Linked DNA regions of Homo sapiens: region 2 is linked to region 1. The links are chromatin loops, found by intact Hi-C in ENCODE. Cell type or tissue: A673. All regions are shown on one strand. Each heading gives the region's core, and the rest is flanking DNA. Links, peaks and the distances in the headings are about the cores only.

Region 1 (2,910 bases), core at 214-2,713:
CAATGAACAGCAGCAAGATTTACTGCAAACAGCAAAAGAGGAAATACCCCACAGACTGGAAGGGGACCCGAGCAGGTTACCACTGGTGGCTTGGGCAGCCTGCTTTTATTCTCTTATCTGGCCCCACCCACATCCTGCTGATTGGTCCATTTTACAGAGAGCCGATTGGTCTGTTTTACAGAGAGCTGATTGGTCTGTTTTGACAGGGTGCTGATTGGTGCGTTTACAATCCCTGAGCTAGACACAAAAGTTCTCCAAGTCCCCACTAGATTAGCTAGATACAGAGTGCCTATTGGTGTATTCACAATCCCTTAGCTAGACATAAAGGTTCTCCAAGTCCCCACCAGATCAGCTAGACAGAGCACTGATTGGTGCATTTACAAACCTTGAGCTAGACACAGGGTGCTGATTGGTGCATTTACAACCCCTGAGCTAGATACAGAGTGCTGATTGGTGTATTTACAATACCTTAGCTAGACATAAAGGTTCTCCAAGTCCCCACTAGACTTAAGAGCCCAGCTGGCTTCATCCAGTAGATCCCGCACAGGGGCTGCAGGTGGAGCTGCCTGCCAGTCCCGAGCCTTGCGCCCGCACTCCTCAGCCCTTGGGCGGTGGATGGGACTGGGTGCCGTGGAGCAGGGGGCGGCGCTCGTCAGAGAGGCTCGGGCTGCACAGAAGCCGATGGCGTTGGGGGAGGCTCAGGCATGGTGGGCTGCAGGTCCCGAGCCCTGCCCCGTGGGGAGGCACCTAAGGCCCAGCGAGAAATCGAGTACAGCGCCAGTGGGCGGGCACTGCTGGGGGACCCGGCGCACCCTCCGCAGCTGCTGGCCCGGGTGCTAAGCCCCTCACTGCCCGAGGCCGGCCGGCCGCTCTGAGTGTGGGGCCCGCGGAGCCCACGCCCACCTGGAACTCACGCTGGCCCACAAGTGCCGCGCTCAGCCCCGGTTCCCGCCCGCGCTGCTCTCTCCACACCTCCCTGCAAGCTGAGGGAGCCGGCTCCGGCCTCGGCCAGCCCAGAAAGGGGCTCTCACAGTGCAGCGGCGGGCTGAAGGGCTCCTCAAGCACAGCCAGAGTGGGCAACGAGGCCGAGGAGGCTCCGAGAGCAAGCAAGGGCTGCCAGCACGCTGTCACCTCTCAAAGGGATGAAGGTGTGGGCTCATGCCGTTTTCCCGCAGCCTGGAGGAAGGGGTGGACAACCCGGTTGCATTCAGAGGGGGAAGCTCACAGTGGGCGGAAGTCCCATAACTGGAAGTGACCTGCAGGGCTGAGCCGCTAAAGCTGGCCTGCCCGACTGACAGCAGCACATCTCTGCCCGAAGCCTCCGGCCGAGCCTCGCTTCAGGTACCTACTGCCCGCGCCCCGCTCTCCAGCCTGGCACAGACTCAACTGGCAGGCTGGTTCTGCTGGGGCGCCCGAGTCGGGCCGCGGCGCCACCTGCTGGACACACGATCCATCTGCGCCTCCAGAAGCCGGCGGCCTGTGGGAAAGGAAGACCCCGCTCCTACCCTGGGACTCAGCTTTGAGGCCCTCAGAGGGTTGAAGTGCGTGCCTCAGGGTGTGAGCCAAGAGACAACACCGTTCCCTGGTGTGGTCACGGCGTGGTTAGGAGCTCCAGGGCTGGGCTCTGACAGACCTGGCTTCAGTTCCTGCCTGGACCACTTCCTAGATGTGTGACCCTTGGGGAGCACTCGAGCCTCCCATGCCTCATCTGTGAAACTGAAATGACGCCCATCAGAAGGAGCTCTCCCACCTTCCTCCAAGCCATTCTCCATCCTTTCGCTTTGCCTTTTTTTTCTTTTATAGCACGTACCACCGTCTGATATTTTAATATCCCTTGTTTACTATCTCGCCCACAAAATGTCAGCTGTAGCGTGGTAGCAACTTAGCTCACTGCTGTATCCCAAAAGCCGCAAGCAGGGCCTGCCAGGGTTGGGGCTTCATAAAAACACTTCTCAGTTGAAACACACTTTGCACAATGACTAGCACATACTAAGTATTCCATAAATGGTATTATTATCTTCATTATGCATTCATCAATTCACTTATGCATTTATTCATTTCTTCTTAGCTGATTCACTCACATATAGTTATTTAAAAAATGGAGGTAAAAGATATGTAACATAGGATTTACCATTTAACTATTTTTAGGTGCGCAGCTTGCTGGCACTGAGTCCGCTCACATTGCTGTGCAGAGTCACCACCATCCATCTCCAGAACTCTTCCCATCTTTCCCAGCTGAAACTGCACCCATGAAACCCTCACTCCTTGTTCCCCTCACCCAGCCCCTGGAAACCAGCATTCTACTTTCTGTCTCTATGAATTAGACTGCTCTAGGGATCTCATGTAAGTAGAATCATAGAGTATTTGTCCTTTTATCACAAGTATTTTGGAGCCCCTACTACATACAGTAAGGAGTAGTTCTTGTAGCACCAAGGTGAGGATTAACTGAGATCAATGCAGGTAAAGCACCTAGCACAGGGCAAGTCACAGATGGAGAGCCCAGATTAAATTAGGGCCCCATCCCCTGCACCTTCCTCCCTGAGCTGTGAGGTGAGGTCGTGCTTTTGCCCTGGCAGGGAATTCTCACCCTTGATTTCCCTCTGTGGCTGCTATACTCTATGTAGACACCAGATGGCCGACTTGTACCACGGAGATGTCTTTGGCTGCTGCCTGCAGAGGGGAGCATAGAGAGATGCCGGGAAAGAGGGAGCCTGTCTGGGGCTCGGAGGCAGCAGGAAATGATTAAGAAAAAGGGTGCTGTGGATGAGACACAGGGGCCTAAATCCCCTAGGGTTTGAATCATATGTCGATAGCAGGGATCCTGCAGAGAGGAGGAAGAGGAGAGAAGGGACAGGATGTTGCAGCGGAAAGAGCACAGGGGCTGTTGCTGTATACTTGGGGAACACACTC
Region 2 (2,910 bases), core at 289-2,788, 180 kb after region 1:
TAAAGCCAAGCCCTGATGAGATTTATAGGGGAGGCAGAGCTTGGAATCCTATCAAGTCCTATTGAGTTAGAGGGGCTTGGGAACAGTCCAGATTTCTACAGACCTGCACTAAGAAAACAAAGTTGAGCCTACACAAGGTTAAGGTGGTCATCTAGTAATTCAACTACGTAGTATAAAAGATTTTAAAGAAGCTACTATAAATATATAATATAAATGCATTCAAATAATTAAAGGAAAATGCATTCAAAGAACAATGCCAGAAGGTTGTACGATCCAGGATCCCTTTTAACAAGCTCCCTTGGTCTGCCATGTGAGAAAGGGAGCAGCGGTGATCAAGAGGAGATAGAAGCCCACCTTGGAGGTGATTTGATTCTATTCTATTCACTCGGAGGAGGCCGACTTGTGCCTCAGTTGTTCAGGCTGCACTTAACTTAGTATGCTCAACCTTGGTAGATACTCTCAAAGTGGGGGACTGACAAACTAAAGCAGATAAGTGAAGAAAGAATAATCAAATTATAGAATGAATGAATGTCTCAACATTGGGAACCAGGTGAGTAGAACGTTGTCCCAAAGTAGAGGTAACAGGCCTCCCTCTCAGAGGGGCCAACTGGAGGCTGACAAGGTTACCACAGAGAAGATTCCTGCGCTGAATGGAGATTAAAGCTGCCCAAGGCTAAGATTCTAGGATTCTTGCAAAGTTGTCACATAGGTTTGGGATGCTCAGAGATTCCAGAGCCGGAATGCCAGCCCAGGACTGGGCAGGGATAGAGAGAGGTCAGGAAAATCAGACACGACACAGTTTCAGTACCGTATCCCTCACACAGCCAAGTCAGACTCACCTGGGTTCAGCTGCTGGCTGTGCAAGCTTCAGCCCCTCAGAGCCTCAGTCCTCTCATTGGTAGAGCCTTTAAGACACAGGCTTTAAAATTCTCATGACTTATAAGATGATGTAAAAAGACCTCAGGTCCTATCTTATAGGTCATAAGAATTTTACCTATATATAGCATTTAGCTCCTATGTCTAAAATATAATAATTTTCAACTATTTGCTGATTGGATAAATTAAAAGACAAGTTTCTAAAGCACAGTACCTGGCATAAAGTCAGCAATCAATCAATGATAACCAGCATCAGTAGTTTTATGAGTACCCAAGCAGCGTTTCAACCTCCAGGACTGTGGATCATAAGACACTGCTGAAACAGCCAGGAATGAAACAAGAAAAGAATAAACATCCACTACCTTTAAGCGTGCATGATGTTAGATCAGTGATGCATCTCTAATTACAGAGGAATTTACCCTCTGACTGGAAGGAGTACACCTGTCAGGTCAGTTCCAACCTCAGCACCGCCCGGCACCACTGTTGTCATTGGCTTAATCATGTGTCTGTGTCAAGAGACTGTCATTTCCTTGAAGATAAGCGCCATGTGTGATGATCTGATTTTACATTCCAGTGCTTGGTATTAGGAACAATGAAACTAACTCAGGAACAAATACATTGAAAGGAAACCTTGGGGGATTTTCAGTCTCAAGTAGTGGCCCCCACCTCAGTGAGGGCCACTACTTTGCAATATTTTCAAAACCGTATATAATGTCTCTGTGTTGATGTCGATATGGACATTTTTGTTTGAAAGTCCAACAGCCAGAAGGCCCAATCTTCTTTGGGTCCTTGCTTAGAATCAGAGTACACTGCCACCAGGTGGCAGCAATTCCATGGTAACATCTGTGAGGTTCAGCAGGTAGGGTCTTGAACTGGGGTCTTGTTTTCCCTGATTCATCTTTTTGTGGGTTGGGGAGGCAGGGAAGATTTGGTGTTCTGAGGTGCTCTCACAGTGTGGGCATCTTTCATCCCAGCTCCAGAGTTTGGACGCCTTAGTCTCAGGCTCCAGTTCCCTGCACAGAGGAGGTGGATCTGGGGAACTGGTGCACCAGTGCCCGGAGAAAGCAGACCCCACCATTTGGATCTGTGACAGGCCTTTCTGTTCTTGCCCTGAAAACACACACTTGAAACACAATGATGAGTGAGAGGAGCGGGAATCTGGGGCAGGAACAATGTGATTTCTTGCAAGATCCCCTCAGCTCCCCAAAGACTGAAAAGACAGAAAGTAAAATTTTGAGGGCAAAAAATGGAGTGGAAGCACTTCACACTTCAGAGAGAACACGGGGCTGACAGTGAAGACCAACAAATGTTTAGAAAATTATAACAGACCACGGAATGCAAATTGCTGGGGGACAAAAGCGGCAAGCTGCTGTGTCGCTTCAAGTTCTTGACGAGAAACTTAATTTACTGGATCCACAATAAAGGTCCTCGGTTCCAAGTTCAAAGCGCCCCCCCACCTCCCCGCCCCCCGCCCCCTTGGGCTGTGGGGCCCTGACTCGTCCTGCCCAGAGCTGGCAAGGTGGAGGCAAAAATGAGGACTGCCACCGGTGTTCCAGAGCTCTTCTGGCTCCCAGGCCCTAGGCTGGGTGCCAGAAGGGAAACGTGGAGGTGCTCTGGGCCTCATGTGCACACTTGCCCCACTGCCTCCCTGTGCGGCCGATATTCTTACCCACAATGCACAGGTGAGAACCTGGAGCCCAGAGAGGTCAAGGGGCAGGCTGTTGGTCACCATCTGGCCAGTGGCAGCAGAGTGACTCCCATTTCCTCGCCTCCACACCAGATCCCACTACACCAAGAATACCGCTTTCTGAAGAGCACACTCACAACTGCAACCGTAACGCAAAAGAACACAGGCTGTACTAGAAATTGTTCTTCCTTCTGTCTTTCCTTCCTTCCTTTGTTCACTTGTTTGGTCCTTCCTTCGATTCATTCAAAAAATATCTCCTGAGCCCTTCCTGTGTTGCAGGGACTGTTCCAGGTCTGGAGATTGAACAGGGCAAGTAACAGATAAATTCTCCACCTGCATGGGGCGTA

The links. Peaks named below come from ENCODE experiments on the same cell type or tissue, not always from the same donor. Only the 100,000 strongest peaks of a DNase experiment are listed, where the experiment ranks them.
Region 2: it touches region 1 in a loop (4-fold over the local background); 4 of 110 quality-filtered maps call a loop at or near these places.

The regions. Positions count from the first base shown.
Region 1 is chr3:11,059,436-11,062,345 of GRCh38, reverse strand. It overlaps LOC101927467 (a long non-coding RNA gene), which reads right to left and starts at 81. Exons shown (of 3, transcript NR_188517.1): 1 at 1-81. In A673, for the core only: CTCF peaks have their summits at 1,443 (motif pointing left), 2,428 and 2,628 (motif pointing right); DNase peaks (open chromatin) are centred at 1,425 and 2,705.
Region 2 is chr3:10,882,488-10,885,397 of GRCh38, reverse strand. All of the region lies in intron 6 of SLC6A11 (solute carrier family 6 member 11), which reads right to left. Among named protein-coding and RNA genes, the nearest start is that of SLC6A11, 68 kb to the right of the region's middle. In A673, for the core only: CTCF peaks have their summits at 1,477 and 1,692 (motif pointing right); no DNase peak of the experiment used is centred there; H3K27me3 peaks cover 106 bases.